Regions from separate parts of the Homo sapiens genome. Here regions 2, 3 and 4 are each linked to region 1. A link is a contact called in ENCODE Hi-C or POLR2A ChIA-PET data. All regions are on one chromosome and are shown on one strand. The core of a region is the stretch at or near the end of the contact, and the rest is flanking DNA. Distances in the headings are between cores, read along the strand shown.

Region 1 (2,984 bases), core at 395-2,894:
GCGGGGGCTTGCCGAGGGCCAAGATGGTTCTGTGCCTTGTGGATCCAGTGTGCACCTGCGGCTTCCTCAGCGAGCAGTAGACACGGGGAGGGCTGGAGTTTGCTTCTGGCCCCCTGAGGACAGGGTTCAGGCAGAGGCCTCAGGCAGGAGTCTTCAGGGACTGCCAGCCAACCTCACAGAAGCTGGAGAAAAGATCAGGTGGCCCTACAGCAAGTACCTAACCTTTTTGGCGCCTGGGACAGGTTTCACGGAGGACAGTTTTTCCGTGTTGGGGAGGAAGGTTTCGGGATGAAACTATTCCACCTCAGTTCATCAGGCATTAGATTCTCACCAGAGCGCAATCCAGATCCAAGTGCGCAGCTCACAGTAGGGTTCACGCTCCTATGGGAATCTGATGCCCAGGCTGATCTGAAAGTGGGTGGAGCTCGGGCAATCATGCTCCCTCACCTCGTCCTGTGCTGCCCGGTTCCTAACGGGCCACAAGCTGGTACTGGTCTGCACCTGGGGGTTGGGGACCCCTGCCCTATAGGACTGGCCTTGGTATACCCAGCTCAGGAAACAGAGCCCAGTGACTTCCTAGTTTCTCAGCCAGAGAGGCCCAGGCCCTGGACCCCAGAGCAAGCCAGGAGAGGGGGCAGAGGCGACTTAGGCCCGGACAGGTAGCCCAGGCCGCCAGGATCACGGGTCCTCCCCATGCTTGCTTCAAGAGTCCTGGAGTTTGTGATGCTGCACCTTAGCGAGACCCGAGCCATAGTTCTCCAGTTGCTTCTGCCTGTAGCAGTGCAGGGCCAGGAGGGGACACAGGAGGCCTTGCGTCACTACTGCATGGGGCCAAAGGGGGCCCGAGGGTGGCCCAGCACGGGCAGCATGGCTGCCGCCAGGAAGACCCAGAACGTGGAGGGGGTGCCAGGCTCCTGCCTAGACTCCAAGCCTGGTGTCCATGGGGCTGGCGGGTCAGCACTTCGGGCACAGCGGGGAGGCTGCATAGGCACCGCAGGCCCCATCTCTGGGCAGCTGTGGGAGACACACAGCTACCGGGAGGTGGACAGAGGCCAGCAAAGACCAGTGTGGGGCTCAGTGGTCCCCAGGCCTGGGCCGGGGCAGGCCCTTGGAGCCGTGGAGTCCTGAGGCCTGGAGTCGGGGGACCCAGGGAGCAGCCTCTGTTGGGGGCTGGTCTTCCCAAGAAGATCCCAGCCCCTCTTCGGGACAGAAGTGATGGGGCATCCTGGGGTGAGGAAGCTCCAGCTCCGGGATGAAGGGCGCCCCGTGCTCCCGGGCAGAGCAGCCGCAGGAAGAGGGGCCTGGAGGCCATGCTCCCGCGGGCCGCGGAATCCAACGCGGCCCGGCCGGCGACAGACACTACTGCCTTGTAGGAGAAGGACCTGCCCGGGGAGCCACCTGCACTCGGCTCACACTCCGCTCCCAGGACCCCCAGGTCCCTGCCCAGGCCACCCTCGGGTGGGCGCGGTCCGCGGGGCTGGACCCGCCCGAGCCGCCCTGACCTCAGGCCTCCGACGCTCCGCGCAAGAAGACAGAGTGCGCCCCGGCCCGCAGTCTGGGGTGTGGACACACGGCCAGGACGCGGACGGCGGGGCCTCGGCAGCAGCGCGGGGAAACAGCGGACCCCCAGCCCTGCGGGGAAAGGAAACCCCCCGCCCACTCGGCGCAGATCCCGCCTCACGCAGCAACTGCGCAGGCGCAGCCGATGATCCTCCGCGCACTCCCCAGCCTTTGTGCGCGTGCGCCTCACGTGACGTCACCGCCGCGCGGGGGCGCGCAGTCACCCTTCGGTCGCCAGGGGGCGCGGCCCCCCGCTCTCTCGCCGCTGACGGCGCATGCGTGCGCCCAGCTCCGCCTTTGCCTCCAAGGCTTTGCTGGCTTGTGCGGCATCCTGCTCCGTCTGCAGGTTGTGCTTCCGGTGCGGAGGTCAGGGACAAGATGGTGCCACCGGTGCAGGTCTCTCCGCTCATCAAGGTGATCCAGGCTTTGCAGCCGCCGCCCAGTGCTCTGGGCCCCCCCGTGTCCCGCCCCGCAGCTCCGACCCCGCGGGCTGCGACCCCCGGCCCCCGCCCCCATGATCCTCGCCCCGTGACCCTCGCCCGGCGACCGGACCCCCACCCCTCCTGCGACCTCTGCCCAGCGACCCCGCCCCCCCTCCTCCCGCGACCCCCGTCCCGCGAGCCCCGTTTCGCGCCGCCTCTGACCAACCTCTTTCGCAGCTCGGCCGCTACTCCGCCCTGTTCCTCGGTGTGGCCTACGGAGCCACGCGCTACAGTGAGTGACCGCGGGCGGGGCCGGGGCGGGGTCTGCTCGGCTTTCCTGTGGAGCTCCTGTGCTATTTGGAGAACTCCAGCTCTGGAAGGGGGCTTGGGACGCATGCGAGGCTGCAGGACCGTGTCCTCCACCGAGCGTGACCCCGATAGTGGAATCAGCTCACCCAAAGCTCAGGCTTCTGAGGCCCGGGCGGGGGACTCGAAAACGGCTGCTTCTTGGTGAAAACGGGTGCTAAATGGCTGTTCGAGTGCTGAGGTCTTGATGGGAGGCAGTCCCTGTTCGCAGAGGACGAGTGAGCCAGTGCGTGAGCGGGTGGGCAGCAGGGGCCCTGTAGCCTCTGGGTTGGACTCGTCAGGGTGAAGGTCAGGCGTTGACTCGCATTAACATAAAGAGCGGGAACAGCAGGTGCGTCTGGTTTACAGCGTCGCTGAAGATACCTTGACCTGTGGACTCAGTTCCTTTTGTACAGCATTTCCAGTGAATTTTATTCTCCTGCATTCCGCCAAACAGATTACCTAAAACCTCGGGCAGAAGAGGAGAGGAGGATAGCAGCAGAAGAGAAGAAGAAGCAGGATGAACTGAAACGGATTGCCAGAGAATTGGCAGAAGGTACGAGTGACACTGGCTCTTATAGATTGTCCCTCCCAGGTTTGTGCAGGGATAAGGAAAATGGAGGAGGACATTTAAGCAGAGCTAAGTAGATGCGGATT
Region 2 (2,957 bases), core at 3-2,502, 540 kb before region 1:
CTCCACGGCTCAGCTCAGCCTCTCTGAAGTGGGCGGCCTAAGAGAGACCCAGAGACAGTGCAGTGGCAGGTTGGGCAGTGGTCTCTGTGTGTACCGGGCCTGTCCCTCTGCCCACTGGGTCTGTGGGACGCTGTAGGGTCCTGGCTTGGAGGCGGCCTGCCCGCAGTGCCCCAGTGGGAGGGAAGCAGTGTGCCAGCCGGGCCGTTGTGTGGATGATGGTGTGACTGGCTGAGGTCCTGCCCCACTGCCCACCCCTCCCTTCTTGGCATAGCTCCTGCAGGCCGGCCTGCAACCTGGGAAGACTGTGGGCCACAGGAGGAAGGAAAGCAGATGTCAGGGCTGAGGAAGCTCCCCAGACCATGGGTCAGCCAGCCTACGGAAATGGGCAAAAAAGCCAAAAGGGGTCATGCCTCACCTTGGCCCACAGCTGAGCCTGTTTACCGGCGTCCTCTTCAAAATCCCAGCCTCCTGGTTTCTCAGAGCTGCTTTTGGAAGCGTGGTCCATGCAAATCAGCAGAGTCCCAACTCATTTATGAGAAGGGGCTGCAGCGGGTCCAGGCGGTGCGAGGAGGGGCTGCAGCGGGTCCAGGTAGTACGAGGAGGGGCTGCAGCGGGTGCTGGGGAACCCGGGTCCCCTCGGGATGTTTCCATCCCAAGCCTTTCCCTGCATGCAGGTGGGTTATCCTGCCACCCCAAGTGTCCAGACCCTGCCGCGTCATCCGCCAAGTGTCAACCTCCCCTTGCTCCCTGCCCCATATAAAGCAGAAAGAAGCGGGGGGGGGCTGCTGCCTTTGGTGGGGTGCCCCCTCCTACCTGGCTCTGCACCCCAGTGCTCGCAGAGGTCTCTTGGGTATGGGCAGTGGCTCCCAGTCTCGAGGCCCACGCCGAGGACAGCCCCACCTCATGACTGAGGCCTCTGCTCCCTGCCCTCTCCGGAGGTGAGTGGCAGAGGCCGCCCAGCCCATCTCTGACCTGTCTTGGGCTCTTCAACTTGGAGCCCCCTGGGCCACTGAGGGAGGTGGCCTGGGCAGGGTGGGAAGGGTGGGTTCTGGACACGGTTAACAAGCCGGCCCTGGTTTTGCTGACGTGGGCACGGGTGTGAGGAGGGGCAGCCAAGGTGACTTCAAGTGTCTGGGCTGCAGGCTGGAGCTGATGTTTTCTGATATCTCTGGTGGGGGCTGCAGAGGTGGCAGTGGGAAGACCAGGAGTTCCGCGCTGACGGCTGACTCCAGCCTCTCCACAGGCAAGCCCTGGGCTGGGTCACTGGGCCCTGGTCAGCCCCCACGGCAGCCGAGGGTGGGGCTGGCCTCTGGCAGGGTGGGCCGCCCTCCCAGCTCCAGCTGGAGACAGGCCCCGCCCTGAGAGGCAGCCAGACACTGGGAACTAGCTCTGGACACAGGCCTGGAGGCTCCCACTCAGCTGGCCTCATTGTTTCCATGTTTCCAAGTTGAAGGGTCGGGGCAGGAATGGAATGCCTCCAAGGGCTGTCTGTGGTGTGAGCCTGGCGGCCAGGGAGCCGGGACGCTGAAGTGTAACTGAGTCTGGGATGTAAGGGACAGAAAGCTGTCAGAAAAGTGCTCTGAGCCTCGAAACGAACCTCCCCTTGGTGCCGCCTCCGGGGAGTCACCCCGCCCAGCAAGGCCCCAGGAGGGGTGCGGGGTAGCAGGAGGTGGGTGGGGGGCCCTCAGCCTCGGTTTCCTGGCCTGTGAAATCGGCAGCACTGTTTATCTCCCTAGAGGCTGGTATTAGGCTGGAGGTTGTGCCAAAACGCTTAAGACAAGAACATGAAGGAAGGTTTGCATGTTGGAAGGGAAGAGATAAGTCTCTGGTATTTGCTGACAAGCATCTGTGTACAAGACCCAAGAAAATCAGCCAAAGCCTGCAGCTAATCCTGAGACTGGCCAGGTGACCTCACAGGAGCGCCTCTGGTGCCTGCCAACTGTCTCCCCCAAGCTGAGGCGGAAACAAACGGAAACAAAGTCGCAGACAGCGGGTGCCCCATGACAGGACGTGTCCTGCTCTGTCCTTACGACGCAGGGTCTGGCCTGCTCACGCGATTCCACAGTGAGTGGGCACAGTGGTCAGAACCTGGTCCCAGCCACTGGCACCCGGCTGGTAAAGACCGTGGGAGTGACCAGGGCCGCCAACCGTGGTGAACGGTGAGGCCGCCGGATGACCAGACGGGCTGTGCTCGCGGGCGGCGGGCTGTTAGTGTTGTAAACTACATGCGCTTTAAATACCTTTTACCGAGTGCTAGAGCCGTTCATCACCACCCCACGCAGAATTTCAGCTGCTTACGTTGAACAAATTCAACAAGTTTATCCTCAAGTTTATATGCAGCAACAAAGGTCTATGAATTTGGGCTCATAAAACTCAGGCGAATTAAAGAGGAAACAGCCACAGCAGCCTGGTTCTGACACTGAGGGCTCCGGGGCAGGGGCAGGGCCCGCTGGCTTGGCGTGCGCGTGCGTGCACAGGTGTGTGGGTGTCTGCCTGGTGGGCGGGCGGCGTGTGCGTGTGCGCATGTGTGTTTGTGAACTGGCGATGTGATCGAGGGCACGGGTGCTGGGCTTCCCCCTCATGGGTAAAACCAGAGCTACTGTATGCCAGCCGTGGAGGCATGGACGGCCCCTGAGCTCGGACAGCAGACGGACAGACCGTTGACGCGTTGGCACCGTGGCCAGAGTCCGTTCAAGAAAGGTCGGCAGAGAGGGCTGAGAACGCGGCAGGCACATCCTCCAAGGGCCCTGCTGGAACCCCTGGAGCAGGAGGAAGCGGTGATTCTCCAGGCCTTGGGTAGGGCTCAGAGGCAAGAGGGGTGGAGCTGGGGAGGGTCGGGCAGCCCCAGCACCTCAGGCTACTGCGCCTTGGTGGGGAACTCTCCTGCGGCTGCTGATGAACACCCGGGCTCTGGTCTCCTGTAGACTTCCGCCCCGGGCACGGGAGCAAGGGGAGGC
Region 3 (3,024 bases), core at 230-2,729, 570 kb before region 1:
CTTGCTGCTCATGGCAGCCCCACCTGCAGGACCCAAAGCCTTATGTGATGTTTGCTGGACACTCAGCCACGTGGCTGCCTGTTGAGCTCTGCAAGTCCACGCGGGAGCCAGGAATTCCTCCCCAGAAGTCTCTCCATTATATTCACCACCCCCTAGTAAATCACAACCTGACTTGCTGCAGAGGATGGAGTGCCTGGGACTCGTCTGACCCCAGCTCCCCTGGGGAAGTGGGGGTGGTACGTCCCTGCACCCGGCCACGTGCTGCCTTCTCCTGGGCTGCCTGTCCATGCTGAGCAGACAGGAAAGTCCAGTGAGGTCCCTGCCTGTGCACTCCACCAACCACATCGTCCCTTCCCGGCAGCCTCACCTAGGCCCCTCCAGCTACGACCCCTTGTCCCCTGCACCGATGCCTGGCCTTGGAGGTTGCTGCTCATTTTTCTGGAATTTTTTCTTAGATCTCTGCAGGGCTGCCCCTCCCCCTACAAGGGCTCCACACGTGTTCCCTCCTTCATGACTCCCACTGGGCTTCCCCGACAGGGCCTCACCCTCCCCAAAGCTCTGGTGACACCTGCCAGGTTTCCTCCAGGCCACAGCTCGGCAGCCCGATCTTAGAACAGAACGTGGCACGCAGGGCAGGTCTGGCTGAGGGCCCAGCATTGTCAGCGGGGTTGGAGGTCTTCCCGGGCCTCGAAGGGGAGACGTAGGCTTCTCAGGGCAGCCCAGGACGCGTCCTCACGAACCACAGCGAAATTACAGCAGGTATCTCGCGGATAGGAGTCTGCATCATTCCGTCTCCATGCCGTGGTTTCTGAAATTATGCAACTATCTCGGCATTCCAGAGGGCTCAGAGTAGCCACGCGCAGAGGCCCTCCCCATGGGGTGGATGGAAGCGTCCACTCGCGGCGCGAGGAATATCCCTGGGCCCCTCGGGAGAGTCTGCAGGGGCAGCCCCTGGGTGAGCAGGCCCAGTGCGGCCTCTCCCTGAAGGGACTTTCGGGCCCTCCCGGGTCGGGGCTTCACCGGTAGCAGGCAGGGCTTTGATATTAATGCTTAAAGGGAAAGCAGAGCTGAGCTGTCAGGACGTTGGTTAGCTACAAACCCTACTCTTGTTAAAAGAGAAATGGGGTCGGGGAAGGGGTTCTCCAGCCCTGAACTTCCCGGGCCGGGCAGGACGCGGTCCCTCCAGGAGTCGGGGCTCCCCCGCCTGGGGACGCACTGGGGCAGGCGCGCTTCTCCTCTCGGGGTCCCATGTGCCGCCGGCTCTCGGACGGTAAATCAGGGCTCGGGTGGGGGCGATGGGGGGCCCGCGGCCTCGGTGCCCCTGGCCAGCCTCGGAGGCGCACGGGCCAGGCCGCGGGGCGAGAAGCGAGCGCGGGAGGGCGGCAGCTGGCGGAGCGGGAAGGGAGCGGGGCGGCTGCGGCTGCGGCGCGGAGGAGCGCCATTTACGTTCGGGCCCGCGCCAGGCGCTGACGTGGGCGGCCCTGTCTCGGCTTCCGGGCCCGCAGGGTCCTCGGGGCGGACGGCGCTCCCGCCAGCGGCGCTGAGTCCGGCCCGACCCTGCCCGACTTCCTCGGGGACAGGCGGTTTAGAACGTGCGGAACACCAGGCCCGGGGCCTCCGCCGGGCTGCAGCCCCGCGAGCTTCCCGCCAGGCTCCCGCCCCGCCCCGCCCCGCAGCCGCGTCCCGGCCGGGCGGGCCCTGAGCCGCCCGCGTGAGTCCGTGCGCCGCCCGCGCTGGGAACCAGGAGACCAACCGCGAGGCCCCGCCCGCGCGCGCCGCCGTGTCCCCGCCCGCGCGGTCGTCGGAGCGCGGCTCAGCGGCGCGGCGGAGACTCGGCACGGCGGCGGCCAGGCGCAGGCGGGCGGGCGGAGCAGCGGACGGCGCCGAGGCCGCCCCACGCGCCGGGCTCGCGGCGGCGCAGCGCGCCGGAGTGGTCGGGGCCCGCGGCCGCTCGCGCCTCTCGATGGGCAGCTCGCACTTGCTCAACAAGGGCCTGCCGCTTGGTAAGGCCGCGCGCGCGCGCGTTTCCGGCCGCGGGCGGGGGCGGGGCGGGGCGGGTGCCGCGCGGGCGGGGGGCGCGGGGGCGGACCGAGCGCGCGCCCGCGGGCCGCCGGCTTTGTGTGCGAGTGCGCGTGCGCGCCGGCGTCCGCGCGTGGCCGCGGTCGGGGGCGGGACCGCGGGAAGGGTCTTGCGCATGCGCGGGCCGCTGCGTGTGCGCGAGCGCCGCAGTCTGCTCTCCCCGCCCGCGGCCCGTGCAGGTGACACAAAAGGGCCTGTGGGCCTCTGGGCTGCCCCGCCGGACCCCCAGCTCCACCGACCCCAGCCCCGTCGGACCCGGGACGGCACCCCGGGTCCCGATCCCCGGCCGCTACCCCGTCCCCGGTCATGACCCCGTGGCTGGGCCTGCGGGGCCGGGATGGGGCGGGAGCCGTGCGCAGCTCGGGGTGTCCTGGGGCGCGCGCTCCCGGGCCACTCGCGGGAGCGCGCCTCCCGCGGGGAGGCCGCCGGCGACCGTGGCCGCGCGCTGTGGGGGAAGGGGACGGGGCGCGGGTGCCGGGTATGACCGTGGAGGAGGCCGCTGCCCTCAGACCGGGCCCAAAGCGCAGCCCCCGGCGGTGACGCGGGAGGGCCCGGGGTCTCCGTTCCCGCGAACTCCGCGAGGTCCCGGACCGGCCCAGCGCCCCCACCTGCCCTTGCCTGGGCCCGCCCAGGTCCCGGGGCGCCTTCCTCGCGGGCTGCGGCCGCGGAAGCAGGGAGCACGGGCGGGCGCCGGGCTTGCCACCATCGCCATCTTGCAGCGCCCGCGTCCTGGGCCGGCCCGAGCCGCTGCGCGGAGCCTCTCTTTCCCTCGACCCGGCTGCAAAGGCAGAGTCCGTGCGCCTGAGCCCCGGGCCGAGACTGGAGCGTTCTCTGGCGGCCTCCAAGGGCGCCGGTGTCTGGAAGCCCGGCCTGGGCCAGATCCCTTTTGCTGTCGTCTCCGTGATTGCCGGGACAGAATTCCCTTCCAGTGGGGAAAAGGGAAGG
Region 4 (2,700 bases), core at 115-2,614, 620 kb before region 1:
AGGTCAAAAGGCAGGAGGATCGCTTAAGTCCTGGAATCCAAAACCACCCTAGGCAACAGTGAAACCCCGTTTCTTTTTAAAAATATGAAATAAACCGCTAGTTAATAAAGAGGAGGAGAAGCTTGCTTCTGCTTTCCTATGAAGACCAGCTACAGCAGGGTACAGCCTGACTTCAGCAGCGCTAACTGTAGCAGGGACCTTTTAATGAATGCTAGGCACTGTTTGAAACAATACGTGGTCACTCATTTCACCCTGAGGTGACACAGGCGCTACCACTGCTTAAACCTGACAAGAATAAACAGTCACCAACCGGGCCCTGATGTCTCCCAGTAAGGACGAATACAGAGAAGCCTGATTCACACCCCAGCAGGATGGCTCACAGCCTGTGCTCTTCAGCCCTTCGCTGAACTGCCCTGGGGCTGGGGGAACGCACAGCAACCTGGCCATACTGCATCCTCCACACCTGTCGCCACACCGTCCGTCCTCAGACGGACGTGAACACCAGGGCGCTCTGGGAGGAGAGAGAAACTACGCAGCTCTCCAGGAAGGCAACACAGAACCACGAAGCTCAGCCGCAGCTCTAGGAAAGCTATGACCTTGATCTTTTAAGGAATTCCTTCCCAGGTGCTTCATATCAAATCCTCTACTAACTAGGTAAAGAACAAGTATCGGCTCCTTCTACTAGGAGCACAAATTTCATTCTAAGAAGTGCGACGTGGCTAGGTGACCACCCAAGGTCACGCAACCGGCAGCCGGACGGCAAGAGCTGTATTTCAGGTTTGGTGACGCCCATCAAAAAGGTCGCTGGGTGCCATCAGGCCGTGAGGTTTCTCCCTACAGTTCCTAACTAGCGACCGGCGCAGCCGGCACCTCCCAGCCCTGGGCTCCCGGGAGGGCGGCCGGGCACTGGCTGGGCACGCCGCGCACTCCGTCTGCCTGGGCGCCAGAGACCCCACGCCCCGCAAACTCCGGCTTCCACCCCAGCCCCAAATTCGCCACCCTTAGCGCTGCCAGAGTCGTCGCTGGCTCGGCTCACGCAGCTCTTCAAGCAGAGGGGCCACAGTCGGGCGCCTGGCAGGGCCAAAGCCGCCGCCCCCGCCACACCTGCCCGGCGCGGACCGGGCGCCCCTGAGAAGCCCGCACGGCCCCGCGAGGCCGCGCCCAGCTCCCGCCGCCCTCGCCGCTGGCCCTCCCGGGGCGGCCCCTCGCGGCCCGAGGGCACTGGCTGGAGACGCCTTCGCTGCCCTCAGCCTGCGCGGCGCAGGCGCCCACCTTGAGGGTCGGGTACTCCTGGACCTTCAGGGTCATGGACAACTGAGCCGCCGACTCCTGCACCGCCATCTTGAAGCGGCCAAAACATTAGCGGGCGGGGGACGCGCGAGCGCGCTGCACGCCGGGAAATGACGCCACGCGCCGGCCGGAGCAGGATGGGGGCGGGCCGATGCCCCTGCACCAATCGTATCCGCCCAGTCGGCCGGAGGCGGAAGAAGGCGCGAACCAATCACTGCCGGGTTTCCTCTCGTTCAGCCAATCAACGATAGCCCCGGCTGGCGGTTTCCACCTTGAATTCGCTACCGGGTTCAGGCCGCAGACGCCGGAGCTGGGGATGCTCCTGGCCCGGGGCGGGCCGATGGGGTGCGGGCTGCGGCCCGGGCGGGTGGAGCTGGGGCCGAGCGGGCTGGGGGACTTGGCGTCCGTCCAGTTACTTGGGGCTCCCGCGGGGTGGTCCCCTGTGGGTCCCTCGTGCCTGCGGTACCAAGGGCAACGCCAACAAAACGCCTGGCCGCATGCGCCTGTAGCCAGCTATTTTTCTTTGGCCTTATTTTGACCGATTTACAGCTGCTGGAATCCTGATGTGGAACCTCCGACTTCCCAACGGAAGAGGAAAGGCCCAGTACCTAAAACTGATTTATGGACAGAAACTCCCGAAGCATGAGAAGCGTGTGGCCTCTCCGCCCTCTCCTTGCAGGGCGGGCAGCGCTGGCATCCAGGTCGTGCGCTGCCTTCATTTCAGCCACTTCACATTCTCAGCCTTTCAAACACCACCCGTCTCCCTCCTTTCCAAAATAAAACTGAAATTAGATTTTATTAATTAGGAAATGACGTCCCAATTAAACCACCTTGTGTTTCACATAACACATTTCTAAACAACTTTTAAAATATTTGGTGTTTAAACAAAGGAAAAACATCTAAGGTGACACAGCGATGAAGGGAGAACCTCCGCTTGGAGGCTGCTACATGTTACAGCCGCAAGACATCCGACCCGCACTGTGGAATCTTTCTCTGTCTTACTTAAACAGGAGTTGGGACTAAGGAAAGTGTTATTCCTCAAGTGTGTGGCTGCAGACTCCAGTCTTTTAGACATTTGAAGTAAGTTTTACAGTGAGGTGCACAAATCTTAACTATACAGCTTTAATGAATTTTCACCCATATTTGCACTTTTATCTAACCGTGTCCTGGTTGAGATTTAGGACATTTCCCGTGGCACAGAAAGCTCCTCTGCCCCTTCCCGGGCTATATCCCCATCATTCTAACCCTGCTCCCCGTAACAGCGTTCCTGACCTTCCTATAGAGATGGAAGCATGCACTCTGTACTCTTTGCGTCCTTTCACGGTTCGCATCGTGTCTGCCACTCTCCGGGATGGTCCCAGTAGTACACAGGAGCACTGCAGCAGTTGGATGGACTGCACTCCTCTTAGA

What was found. A loop is a pair of places that touch in the nucleus more often than their neighbours do. ChIA-PET counts read pairs that join two places held with the same protein, here RNA polymerase II (POLR2A). Pooled maps may share reads with other maps.
Region 2: a map with no recorded cell type shows a loop between it and region 1 (4-fold over the local background). The contact joins the promoter of CTBP1-AS here to the promoter of MYL5 in region 1. A Hi-C loop is called at or near these places in 3 of 37 single-sample maps with no recorded cell type and 7 of 50 pooled maps. POLR2A ChIA-PET finds 5 or more read pairs at or near these places in 1 of 52 experiments (H1).
Region 3: a loop to region 1 is called in a pooled map, with 35 times the contacts of the local background. The contact joins the promoter of CTBP1-DT here to the promoter of MYL5 in region 1. A Hi-C loop is called at or near these places in 2 of 37 single-sample maps with no recorded cell type and 12 of 50 pooled maps. POLR2A ChIA-PET finds 5 or more read pairs at or near these places in 1 of 52 experiments (naive thymus-derived CD8-positive, alpha-beta T cell).
Region 4: a loop to region 1 is called in a map of B cell, with 6 times the contacts of the local background. The contact joins the promoter of MAEA here to the promoter of MYL5 in region 1. A Hi-C loop is called at or near these places in 2 of 168 maps with a recorded cell type or tissue (B cell and naive thymus-derived CD4-positive, alpha-beta T cell), 1 of 37 single-sample maps with no recorded cell type and 12 of 50 pooled maps. POLR2A ChIA-PET finds 5 or more read pairs at or near these places in 2 of 52 experiments (H1 and activated CD8-positive, alpha-beta memory T cell).

Annotation. Positions count from the first base shown.
Region 1 is chr4:673,202-676,185 of GRCh38, reverse strand. MYL5 (myosin light chain 5) reads right to left here and starts at 1,644. Exons shown (of 9, transcript NM_002477.2): 1 at 1,503-1,644; 2 at 1-113. ATP5ME (ATP synthase membrane subunit e) reads left to right here and starts at 1,910. Exons shown (of 4, transcript NM_007100.4): 1 at 1,910-1,974; 2 at 2,220-2,274; 3 at 2,785-2,883. The coding sequence starts at 1,939. RefSeq lists enhancers at 1,074-1,143, 1,021-1,778 and a silencer at 1,354-1,623.
Region 2 is chr4:1,208,415-1,211,371 of GRCh38, reverse strand. It overlaps CTBP1-AS (CTBP1 antisense RNA), which reads right to left and starts at 1,252. Exons shown (of 6, transcript NR_104331.1): 1 at 814-1,252; 2 at 416-482. LOC100130872 (a long non-coding RNA gene) reads left to right here and starts at 2,410. Exons shown (of 4, transcript NR_024569.1): 1 at 2,410-2,796. It also overlaps a transcript of SPON2 not described here. RefSeq lists an enhancer at 2,777-2,846.
Region 3 is chr4:1,247,895-1,250,918 of GRCh38, reverse strand. It overlaps CTBP1-DT (CTBP1 divergent transcript), which reads right to left and starts at 1,479. Exons shown (of 2, transcript NR_033339.1): 1 at 1,447-1,479; 2 at 1-808. CTBP1 (C-terminal binding protein 1) reads left to right here and starts at 1,789. Exons shown (of 10, transcript NM_001012614.2): 1 at 1,789-2,003. RefSeq lists enhancers at 511-600, 661-710 and silencers at 1,081-2,010, 2,181-2,900.
Region 4 is chr4:1,288,555-1,291,254 of GRCh38, reverse strand. MAEA (macrophage erythroblast attacher, E3 ubiquitin ligase) reads right to left here and starts at 1,364. Exons shown (of 9, transcript NM_001017405.3): 1 at 1,273-1,364. The coding sequence starts at 1,341. It overlaps LOC105374347 (a long non-coding RNA gene), which reads left to right and starts at 1,684. Exons shown (of 3, transcript XR_925046.3): 1 at 1,684-2,370. RefSeq lists silencers at 1,054-1,333, 1,434-1,843.